Regions from separate parts of the Homo sapiens genome. Here region 2 is linked to region 1. The links are chromatin contacts, found by Hi-C or POLR2A ChIA-PET in ENCODE. All regions are on one chromosome and are shown on one strand. The core of a region is the stretch at or near the end of the contact, and the rest is flanking DNA. Distances in the headings are between cores, read along the strand shown. Region 1 holds the start of LINC02265 (long intergenic non-protein coding RNA 2265). Region 2 overlaps N4BP2 (NEDD4 binding protein 2).

What was found. Hi-C counts contacts between places; a loop is a spot of excess contacts on that map. ChIA-PET counts read pairs that join two places held with the same protein, here RNA polymerase II (POLR2A). Pooled maps may share reads with other maps.
Region 2: a loop to region 1 is called in a pooled map, with 2.1 times the contacts of the local background. The contact joins the enhancer-like site here to the promoter of LINC02265 in region 1. A Hi-C loop is called at or near these places in 6 of 50 pooled maps. POLR2A ChIA-PET finds 5 or more read pairs at or near these places in 3 of 52 experiments (MCF 10A, activated CD4-positive, alpha-beta T cell and naive thymus-derived CD4-positive, alpha-beta T cell).

The regions. Positions count from the first base shown.
Region 1 is chr4:40,305,935-40,311,640 of GRCh38, forward strand. LINC02265 (long intergenic non-protein coding RNA 2265) reads left to right here and starts at 1,251. Exons shown (of 4, transcript NR_121641.1): 1 at 1,251-1,552; 2 at 2,343-2,394. RefSeq lists enhancers at 1,671-1,720, 2,291-2,420, 3,425-4,063, 3,994-5,193, 4,064-4,702 and a silencer at 3,358-3,652.
Region 2 is chr4:40,118,618-40,124,323 of GRCh38, forward strand. N4BP2 (NEDD4 binding protein 2) reads left to right here. Exons shown (of 18, transcript NM_018177.6): 9 at 1,315-3,692; 10 at 4,510-4,595; 11 at 5,543-5,588. Among named protein-coding and RNA genes, the nearest start is that of N4BP2, 65 kb to the left of the region's middle. Within about 2 kb of position 3,079, at least 4 of the 41 ENCODE cell types and tissues checked have a DNase peak (open chromatin) inside an H3K27ac peak, as active enhancers do.

The DNA.
Region 1 (5,706 bases), core at 1-2,500:
TACGATTTAGTATTATAGCAACTTTTTTTAAAAAGCAGAAGTGCTAAGAAAAGTTAAGGAACTCAACAAAGCTTGCATCGCTAGGAAGTAAAAAGCCAGAATTTTGATTTAAATCTAATGACCTATGTTTATTCCATATTATGCAGCCTCTTGGATGCTCTAATGCTGGCCTAATCAGGAGAAAGAGGCAAATGAGATCACGGTCAAAACTGCTGGGGAAGTCAGGTGCAGTGGCTCACGCCTGTAAACCCAGCACTTTGGGAGGCTGAGGAAGGAGAATCACTTGAGCCCAGGAGGTCAAGGCTGCAGTGAGCTATGATTGCACCACTGCACTCCAGCCTGGGTGACAGCGTGAAACCCTGTCTCAAACAAACAAGCAAAAACTACCAGGATTGAAAATATCTGAGTGAGGAAGATGGTTTGTAATGGAGGCAAGCTAGCAAGAAAAGAATGTGGGGGAGGGGTTCTATACCTGCATCAGATCATCTGAGGGCCCACAGTGCAGCTCCGTGGGCTCTGAGGGATTGTGTAAGAGGCAGCTGGCAGATATGCATGGGGTGGGCTGATCTGGCAAAAAGACGAGATAAATCTGAAAAATACATTTTACAGTGCTCTTTACACTGAAGAATCTTGCAGAGTAACTGGTAGATATGATAAGGGATAGAGAAGGAATTACTGCTTAATAGCTAGCCAGACACTGGCATTAAGGTTTCTGCATATTTAAATGGGTGTGCTTTTCCCATCCCTGACAGATTCTTTTGTTTTCCCCTACGTCCTTAGGTTCCTCTTTTATACAAATGGCCTCTATGTCCATTCACACTGTTCTGCAAGATCAAAGGAGAAAATAATTCCCAAAGCAATGTTCTGGGACACTGAGGGTCATCAAACATCAAGTGAAATTTGATCAACTTGCATTTTTATGTATTATCTCTTACCTTTTGCATCTTCAGAAAGGCAGTTTATCTTTATTTTCATTTAGTGGTAAAATATTTTCTAATAGCATCAGTGAAATCCTGTTGAAAGTCAATGGCCAGCTTTTTAGACATAAGACAAATGAGAGTTCTGTTGGGCACAACAGAACTGCTAACAGGTCTTTCACTATATTTCTTTCTCTCTCAGCCATTGATGGGTGTCTGACACCTCCAAACTCCCTCTATGCTGGGCTGATTAGAAGTGGAGGAGTTGTCTAAGATGCAACTGTTTGAACTTCAGCGGTGGAAGGTTGGGCAGCTGGGCCCCAGGTGTGTGCATTCAGACTGTAGCAGGAGTGATGCCCTCTCCCCGTGGTCCATCAAGCTCTATCTATAAGATGAGTCTCAGGAGACTGAGTACCAACCTCTAGACAGGAGCAGGGAGGGATATAAAATAGAAATGTTGACAAGGCAAAGAGAATGATGCCCCCAAGGCCACTGTGGTTCTACAGACTTATGTTTGTGCTCGAGTTAGAGCAGGATGAGGTTGGAAATGAAGCTTACAGAGTTACAAGGGACGGCGGTAGTTCCAGAAAGGACAGGGTCATCTGGTTTTTGGAAGGCATCTTGGAGATTTCATCGTACGTAAGCCATCCAGAGCTAGTATGTGGGCTGCATGATGTTGGGGACTTGCTTTCCTCCTGTCTTTTTGCTCTACTGTTCTCGATACAGAACTTCTCCCTGTGAGGTCCGATGGTAGTTAGGGAGCAATGGTGCTAATAGGAGGCTTTGTTAATGAGAACAGGGATGCCTGCTAGATTTGGGGTTAGAAAGGAAAACAAAGAAATGTGATGAGGTCCTAGTGTCGTTGGCAGCTGGCAAATTCATTACATCATCAAGCTCTCTGACTTAAGTCTCTTGCCTACCTTGCGCTGGTTAAAACGAAAATGTAGCCCTCAGCGCCGCAGAAAACAATTCTCCAGGGCTGTGACCATGGGGTGCCAGGGAGGAAGTGAAACTAATTGGGCAAAGACTCTTCCTGTCTGTCCATTCCTCTGTGTGGCCCTCTGGTAGAAGCAAGGATTTATGCATGTTGGGCTAGATATGAGTGAAAAAGGGGAAACATGGTCTGAAGGAGGACTTTGGGGTCAGGAATAGTCTAAAGTTTAGCAATTTTCTTTTGCTTTAGGAATCGCTCTTTGACCTCATTTTTTTTTTCTTTTTAAGTGAAGTTTCCAAGCAGAAAAGGCAGTATTTGCCAAGTGCTACAATTCACTCTAAGCTGATTGGGTTCTGAACACGAAGGCCCTTTTTACTCTCACAATCATTTAAAAACAGTAGTAGTAAGTGGGGTGTTTTCGCACTAATTTACAGGTTCCTCATTTGTTGCTATGATGACCCCCTGAGGCCGGAATTGTTATCCTCTTACAGATGGGGCAGTTGAAGCTCAGAGAGAAGTGGCTTGACCAAGGCCCAACGGCAGGTGAGCAGCAGAGTCTAGGGTTTTATCTTTCTATCACACCTGTCACCGTGGTGCCCGGGGATGAGCAGTCACTTCAGATAAACGTTGAGGTTTCTGTTACCAGCCGTCCTCCGGGCCCAGTGTGATTAGTCTACTTTGCTCAGCTTCCTGTAGGTGTGTTGTGATACTCTGTAGATACTTTATTTCCTCTTCTCCCCTAGTTCGTCCAGAAATACAAACTGTTGAATTTCTTTATCATCATTTTAGAAGTGATAAACATTCCCAAAAGGTATGTTATTTCTGCCATGGAGTTGGCAGTCTTTATTCATGCAGAATGCATTCTGGAGTGTTTTGTTTTAGTGAAAAGAAGACATTCTTAGAAATTGAAGACAAAGAGGAGAGGAAGTGAGCCCGCAGGGGGCATGTTCCCATGGGATTGGGAGTCAGGCATCTTTAGGTATCTCTGCTCCCTTCTCCTCGGGAGAAAGCAAGGACCACTGCCTTCTAAGTCAAGCAGACCTTGGTTCAAATCCCAGCTCTGGCGAAAATTCTTGAGGAAGATATTTAACCTCTCTGAGCCTCAGTTTCCTCATCTAGAAAATGGGGAGAATAATATCACTTTCTTCATTGGGTCATTGGGGGGAATTTAATGAAGTAATGCAACATTTTTCCAAGTGTGATATACATCCTATAGGTGATAGATGATTTTCTGGTGATATAGATATTCTAATGTAATAATTATAACATACACACACCAGCACACCAAAATCATCATTTCACAGGTCTGATTGCTTAGGGTGTGGCTAGGTAAGAAGCATATATAACCCACATTAAAGACTATTTTAATACAATGTTAAATGTGTGATAGAGATGGCATCAGTGGACTAGAGAGGGGGAACGACCATCACCAGGAATCCCTGAAGGAATGTGTATGAAAGTGGGCCCTGCCCACTTTGGTTGAAGTCTTCCACCCTGGTTGACTTTGGACAAAGGAAACCAGGCAGATCCAGGTTGGATGGGAAGGCTGGCTCTCCCTGAGACCTGAAGCCAGGGGCCCTGTGAAGAGTCCCTGTTAATTTCATCTTGCGCTGCTGCCCTCTGGTGTTCACGCGCTGTTCCCAGTGTCTTGAGAGCAAGTCAAAGCCGAGCCAGTGCGATTTAGAGCGTGAGCGCGACCCTGTCTGGCCCTTCTCCCACTTCTTTGTTTCCCTGCTTTCAGGGACTTTCCGAGTCCCATCAATCCCACCACCTTGGCCTATCCTCCCCCAAGTGTCACTTCCTCCTGCAGCCTAGTCGCAACTCCCCTTCCCCCAAACTCCTTACTAATCAGCAGAGGATGCTCTGGTTCTCAGGTGTGAACAACAAATGAGCTTAGTTTACTGAGGGGACATTTGTTTTAAAAGAGAAACCAGTTTAACAAAACAAAAACTCAAGTCAGCAGGAAGTGAAGTGGCTATATTTTTGAAATGAGGGTCTTTCCTTGTCTCCCAAGCTTCCTCTACAGAATGGAACCTGCTCTTTAAGCAGGCAGCCACATCCCGGGAATGAAATCCTTCAAAGGGAATGAATTGCCTTTCTTCCCAGCCAATTCTACAAGAAACTTTCAAATAGTTTCACTTTCTGTGTTCGAACATAATACTTATAACTGAGAACCCCAAATATAAGTGGTTTTTGTTAAATCACTGGATATAATAAAGGCTGGGTGTGATGGCTCATGCCTGCAATCCCAGCACATTGGGAGGCCGAGGTGGGTGGATCACTTGAGGCCAGGAGTTCGAGACCAGCCTAGTCAACATGGTGAAAGCCCATCTCTACCAAAAATACAAAAATTAGCCAGGCCTGGTGGCAGGTACCCATAGTCCCAGCTACTCGGGAGGCTGAGGCAAGCGAATTGCTTAGGTGGAGGTTGTAGTGAGCTGAGATCGTGCCACTGCACTCCAGCCTGGGTGACAGAGCGATACTGCATCTCAAAATAATAATAATAATAATAATAATTTATTTACCTCTCATGTAAACAGAGACAACCCAAGACTGTTATGGCGGCTCCCTGATCACCAGGTTTCTTCCATCTTGTTCCATTCTCTTCAACACATGGCTTCTACCTCGTGGCCCAAAATGGCTGCTCCAGCTCCAAGCTTGGTTCAGCGTTTCAGTCACTGGTCAGGAGGAAAGGAACAGAGAAGGGTACATTCTAGTTCTTTAAAGTGCTCACTGGCCAGGTGCGGTGGCACATGCCTGTAATCTCAGCACTTTCGGAGGCCAAAGTGAGAGGATCACCAGAGGTCAGGAGTTCGAGACCAGCCTGGACAACACAGTGAAACCCCATCTGTACTAAAAATACAAAAATTAGCCAGGCATGGTAACACATACCTGCAGTCCCAGCTACTCAGGAGGCTGAGGCAGGAGAATCACTTGAACCTGGAAGACGGAGGTTGCAGTGAGCTGAGATGGCACCACTGCACCCCAGTCCCCAGCAACAAAGCGAGACTCTGTCTCAAAAAGAAAAAAAAAGAAAAAAGAAAAGAAAGAGAAGTGCTCACCACTCTCCCTTACATCCTGCTGACCAGTCCTCAGACATGAGTTCACTGTCAGGTATACTGGGGAATGAGGCAGAGCAACCATGGGCCTTGGTAACATTTGACATTTTATTACTGAAGAATTAGAGAATGGATTTTGGAGACAATCAGCAATCTCCTCTATAAGCCGATGGCTGGCGTTGTGAAAGATGTTCAGACCCAAGAAGGATCAGATCCCAGAACTAAAAAGAAGCTCTAGCATTTCCCTCCTGTCATCGAGGAAATGCTGCTGGAACAACGGCTAATACTCTAAGCCTCGGCCGGGACGCGGAGATTGTAGTCTGGCTCTGCCTCTCGCCACTATCATGGCCTTGAGAGAGTTACCTAACATTCCAGAGCTCAGTTTCTCTCAGATGAGGTTACTTCCTGCTCTACAATGATGACTATATATACTTGTCATGGCATCAGGCAGTTAAATAGACAATGAATGTATTTTTTCTTCCTTTCAATCGTGAACATTTAATGTTGTGAATAATTAAGAATACACATAACTGGCTGGGCGAGGTGGCTCATGCCTGTAATCCCAGCACTTTGGGAGGCCGGGCGGGGGTGGATTACAAGGTCAGGAGATAGAGACCATCCTGGCTAACACGGTGAAACCCCATCTCTACTAAAAATACAAAAAAATTAGGAGGGTGTGGTGGCGGGCACCTGTAGTCCCAGCTACTCGGGAGGCTGAGGCAGGAGAATTGCTTAAATCTGGAGGTTGCAGTGAGCTGAGATTGCACCACTTCACTCCAGCCTGGGCAACAAGAGT
Region 2 (5,706 bases), core at 1,829-4,328, 190 kb before region 1:
GTTTTACTTGACGCTCGCTGCTAATCCAGTATTTCCCTTATCTTCTCGCTGTTATTATTTTGTATCCACTCAAATCACTTCTTAATTTCCTTAAGTTTTAATGAAAATACTCTTTCAAGCTAGTGTTATAAAAATTATTAACAGTACACTTTTACCAAGTAATACAAGTCATGGCCTTCTGACAATTTGCAATCCAAGGTAGCACTGATTCTGTTTAGCAACGAAGACACATAAACAATTGAATAAATAAAAACAGCATTAACTGACAGACAGAGTAAAGAAGAAACCACAGGTCTGAATTATCCATATGTTTTGATGGTAAGGGATAGAGAGCTTCTGTTAAAAAGGAGTTGGGAATGGGGAAGAGAAAATTTATAAATGCTTTTTTGATTGAGAAACAGTGTTGCAAAGTGGTTAAGAGCATGGACTCTTGAGCTATATTTCCTGGGTTCAAAAAGTCCCAAAGCTTTGTCATCTCTGACAAGTTACAAATCTTTCTGTACTTCAGCTCTTCATTTCTAAAATGCCAGTAATAACACTCTGCTCATAAAAATCTTATAAGGATTATGAATTAGTACATGCAAGGGACTTAAAGTAGCATCATCTAACACATAGAAAACTCAGCGTTAGGTATGATTTCACTTAGGAAGGCATCCTGCGAGAGTTGGGACTTCGAGCACTCCTGAAGTTAAAAAAAAGAGGAAATGCATTGACAAATTTAATCGAGAAAAATTAACTAAAGTTGAGAGTATAATGATTTGCACAAGTGCTCTGAGTCTGAAATTAACATTAAGTATGGCTTTAAAAAATCTTACCAAATGACATTTCAAATGAAAGCTCTTTTTTTCTAATTTCTCTTAATCGGGCAAATAGCGTTGGTTGGCCCTTTGTGACTTTGTAAATGAAGCTTCCTCGGTATCAGACCTATTTTACATATGCTTAGCTATGTAAAACTAAGGTCAGAAAGAAGCTAGAAAAGTGGTGTCCTCTCCTGGGAACAAATTCAGAGCTTTAACTTTAATGCATAATTAACACCTAAACTGAAAATCTCATATGTACTATTCAATTAAAAAAAAAGTTTGAGTGCTTCATATATGCCAAGCATCATGCTAGGTAATGGGGTTACAACAATGTAATGTGTTCATAGGGTATTAGAGAAAGATCAGAATTAGCTTTTATAATTTTAATGTAATTTATTTATAAAATTTTCAGAATAACTGTTAAGTGCCCTGTCAATTAATGCTTCTTTAAATCATAGTATTGATGGCAGCATTAAGAGACTTTCTCATGATACTCTTTAAAATAATCTTACAGCCCAAGAGACGATGAAGATATTATCTCTGAAAAAGAAGAAAATATTTTATCTTTATCTTTGAAGCATCTAGAGTTCACTGAAGAGAAGAATCTTGATGTAACCAAAGAAACAATGTTACCTGAGAATGTTGCATATCTCTCTAATGCAGATTTAAACAAAAGAAGAAAAGAAATAAGTGATATGAATCCTAGCATTCAAAGTGCTTTAATTCTGGAAACTCCACACATGTATTTTTCTGACTCTGAAAGCAAACTACAGGCAACAGACAAAAGTGAAAACGAGCAAATAGAAATGGTGGCTGTAAAAGGGTATAGTAAAACTGACACAGATAGTTCTATGGAGAGAGTATCACCTAGTACTTGCTGTAGTGAAAATAATCAAGAAGACTGTGATCTTGCAAATAGTGGACCACTTCAAAATGAAAAATCCTCACCTGGTGAAATAGTGGAAGAAAGAGCAACAGTAACGAAAAAAGCCTTTGGGAAACAAAAAAGCAAATCGACTTTGGAAAAGTTCCCAAGACATGAGCTATCAAATTTTGTTGGTGACTGGCCAGTTGATAAGACTATTGGTCAGAGGACAAAAAGGAACAGAAAAACTGAAAAAACTTCATCCGTACAAAGCGACAAAAAGTATAATTACCCTCAGTCACACAAATTAGTTAACAGTGTATCTGTGAATACAGATTGTGTCCAGCAACGAGGATCTCCACATGAAAGTGTAGAGGATGGCAGAAAGTCACAGTGTGATGATGCTTCAGAGCCACTCAATAGCTATAAATATGATGCTTATAAAAATATTGACAAAAACTCATTCAACATTATGGGTGACTGGCCTTCATCTGATTCTTTAGCTCAGAGGGAACACAGATCAAGAATGCCAAAGACTGGTTTAAGTGAGCCCAACCTAGAAATTGGAACAAATGACAAAATGAATGAAATATCCTTATCTACAGCACATGAGGCCTGTTGGGGCACAAGCTCTCAAAAACTAAAGACATTGGGTAGCTCCAATCTAGGAAGTTCTGAAATGCTGCTCAGTGAAATGACCTGTGAGAGTCAGACTTGTCTAAGTAAAAAGAGTCATGGGCAACACACATCGTTGCCTCTTACTTTTACCAATAGTGCACCAACTGTTTCTGGAGTAGTAGAACCACAAACGTTAGCTGAATGTCAAGAGCAAATGCCTAAGAGAGACCCTGGAAAAGAAGTAGGCATGTGCACCCAGACTGAACCACAGGATTTTGCTCTTTTATGGAAAATAGAAAAGAATAAAATTAGCATTTCAGATTCTATCAAAGTATTAACAGGAAGATTAGATGGATTTAAGCCGAAAGTTTTCAATATTAACACAAAATCAGACGTTCAAGAAGCAATTCCATATAGAGTAATGTATGATAAAAGCACGTTTGTTGAAGAAAGTGAGCTTACCAGTGCAGATGAATCTGAAAATCTTAACATTCTTTGTAAACTGTTTGGATCCTTTTCATTAGAAGCCCTGAAAGACTTATATGAGAGGTGCAATAAAGATATTATTTGGGCCACAAGCCTTTTGTTGGATTCTGAAACTAAGTTATGTGAGGATACAGAGTTTGAGAATTTCCAAAAATCGTGTGATGGATCACAAATTGGGCCTTTTTCTCTGGGGTTGAATTTGAAAGAAATTATTAGCCAAAGAGGAACTTTAGAGAATTCTAATTCTCCTGTGCCAGAGTTTAGCCATGGGATTGGTATTAGTAACGCTGACTCACAGTCTACTTGTGATGCAGAAAGAGGAAACTCAGAGCAGGCGGAAATGAGAGCTGTCACTCCTGAAAACCATGAATCGATGACAAGTATATTTCCCAGTGCTGCTGTGGGTCTAAAGAATAATAATGACATACTTCCTAACAGCCAGGAAGAACTTTTATATAGCAGTAAGCAGTCCTTTCCAGGTATTCTAAAAGCTACTACTCCTAAAGATATGAGTGAAACAGAAAAAAACCTAGTAGTCACAGAGACTGGAGACAACATACATTCTCCTTCACATTTCTCTGATATTTTTAACTTTGTATCTAGTACTTCAAATCTTGAATTAAATGAAGAAATTTATTTTACTGATTCTCTTGAAATAAAGAGAAATGAAAATTTTCCAAAGGATTATGTGAAATTTTCAGATGAAGAAGAATTTATGAATGAAGATGAGAAGGAAATGAAGGAAATTCTAATGGCAGGAAGTAGTTTATCAGCTGGAGTTAGTGGGGAAGATAAAACCGAGATATTGAATCCCACTCCAGCGATGGCCAAATCTCTGACCATAGACTGTCTGGAATTGGCATTACCCCCTGAACTGGCTTTTCAACTTAATGAATTATTTGGTCCTGTTGGTATTGATTCAGGTAAGGAAAAAGTAAATGACCATGTGTGTGTCTTTGTGTGACTAGACTACAGAGGGTTCTATTTTGTATTTTTTTTTTTTCTGAGATGGAGTCTCGCTCTGTTGCCCAGGCTGGAGTGCAGTGCCTCAATCTTGGCTCACTGCAACCTCTGCCTCCCAGGTTCAAGTGATTCTCCTGCCTCAGCCTCCAGAGTAGCTGGGATTATAGGCATGTGCCACCGTACCTGGCTAGAGAGTTCTATTTTGATTGTAAAATTATATTCTATGTTAACTGAAATGCAAAAGTAATTTTATGTTGCCTAACTTCACATAGTGCCTTATTTTTGACACATTTCTGGAGGACTTTAAAAAATACAATAGGAAGAAATAGAGAATATTTATATGGAGTTTGTATTTATCCCATACATAGTTTGAACGTTTTCTCTGGTATTTACTTCACACTTAATTGTACGGATGAACCTTTTAAAATCCTTTGGTGCTACTCCAGATACATTTAAGACAAGATTAATTTTTTAGAACATATTTATTGAAAAGTCTTGACTAATAGAAATGAATAAAGTAAACATATTTAGACTCATGGAAAGGAATAACTTAGATTTACTGTGAAGCTTTGTATAACTGCAGTAGTCAAGAAGTGTGAAGACAGTAACATAGCATATAACATAAATAGAAATACTCTAAGATTTAGTAAATAGAAGCATAAGTTAGGAATTAATAGTACAAGTTAGTTTTGTGATGCATAAGGTGGTTTAGTATGTTTTCTGCAAATATATAATGAGTAATGATTACATTTTCTTCCCTCCCCCTTCCCCCACAAGGGTCTCTAACAGTTGAAGATTGTGTGGTTCATATAGATCTGAATCTGGCGAAAGTGATTCATGAGAAATGGAAAGAATCTGTAATGGTTGGTAGGCTTCTTTTTATAAAGAGCTCCTTTTTTGTCCATTTTGAACCTTTGAATTTCAGTGAAATCTACCACATAATATTAAGGAGTTCTATTGAATTTTGGCTTTGAGATGGAAGAGTTCTATTGAATTTTGACTTTGAGAGAGAATGAACTTGTACCATTTAACAGATTACTGTCTTTTTTTTTCTCTCTTTTCAGTAGTTTAAGTATTTCCAGACAGCCAAATTATATAATTAGCGATGGAGCTCATTGTAATTGTTGATTTTTTTTATATCTTTTTTCTATTTTAGAGACAGTGTCTAGCTCTGTTGCCCTGGTTGAGTGCAGTGGCACAATCATAGCTCACTGCAGCCTTGAACTACTGGGCACATGATCCTCCTGCCTTAGCCTCCAGAGTAGGTAGGACTATACAGGTGCCTGCCACCACACCTAGGTAATTTTTTTTTTTTTGTAGAGGCAAGGTCTCACTATGTTGCCCAGGTTGGTTTTGAATTCCTGGCTTTAAGTGATCCTCCTGCCTTGGCCTCCCAAAGTGTTGGGATTATAGGCATGAGCCACTGTGCCTGACCTGTTTTTTTTTTAAGAAAATAATTATAAACAGTGAGTTTTTCACTCCCAGAATTAAAGACTTCAATGCTGATTGGTTAAATTTCAAAGACAGTTCTTAATTTATTTAAAAATTTTTTTCAGACCATTCTTCATAACAAGAAATTTTTTTTTTTAAATGCAGTATTTTTACCATTCTAGAAGTGGAAAAAATATGTAGCTGTAGTCATACTTCATAATTTTTATTATCTAACTTTATTGTTTTACTTAGATTGAGTAAGAATGGTTTACAGTTATACAAGGAGAAATGATTTCTAGAGAAAAATAATATAACCTTGTATCCTTGTTTACTAATGCACTCCCTGTTTGCCAATCTCTTGCCTGGCTTTTGTGTTTAGGAGCGACAAAGACAAGAAGAGGTGTCTTGTGGCAAGTTTATGCAAGGTAAAGCACATGTTTTTATTTCTAATGTCTTAATGTTGAAATTTGGTGTGTGTGTTTGAATTTTAACTCATTCTAAATTACTTCCACAAAATACGGTACCCACAAATTTTGATTTGCA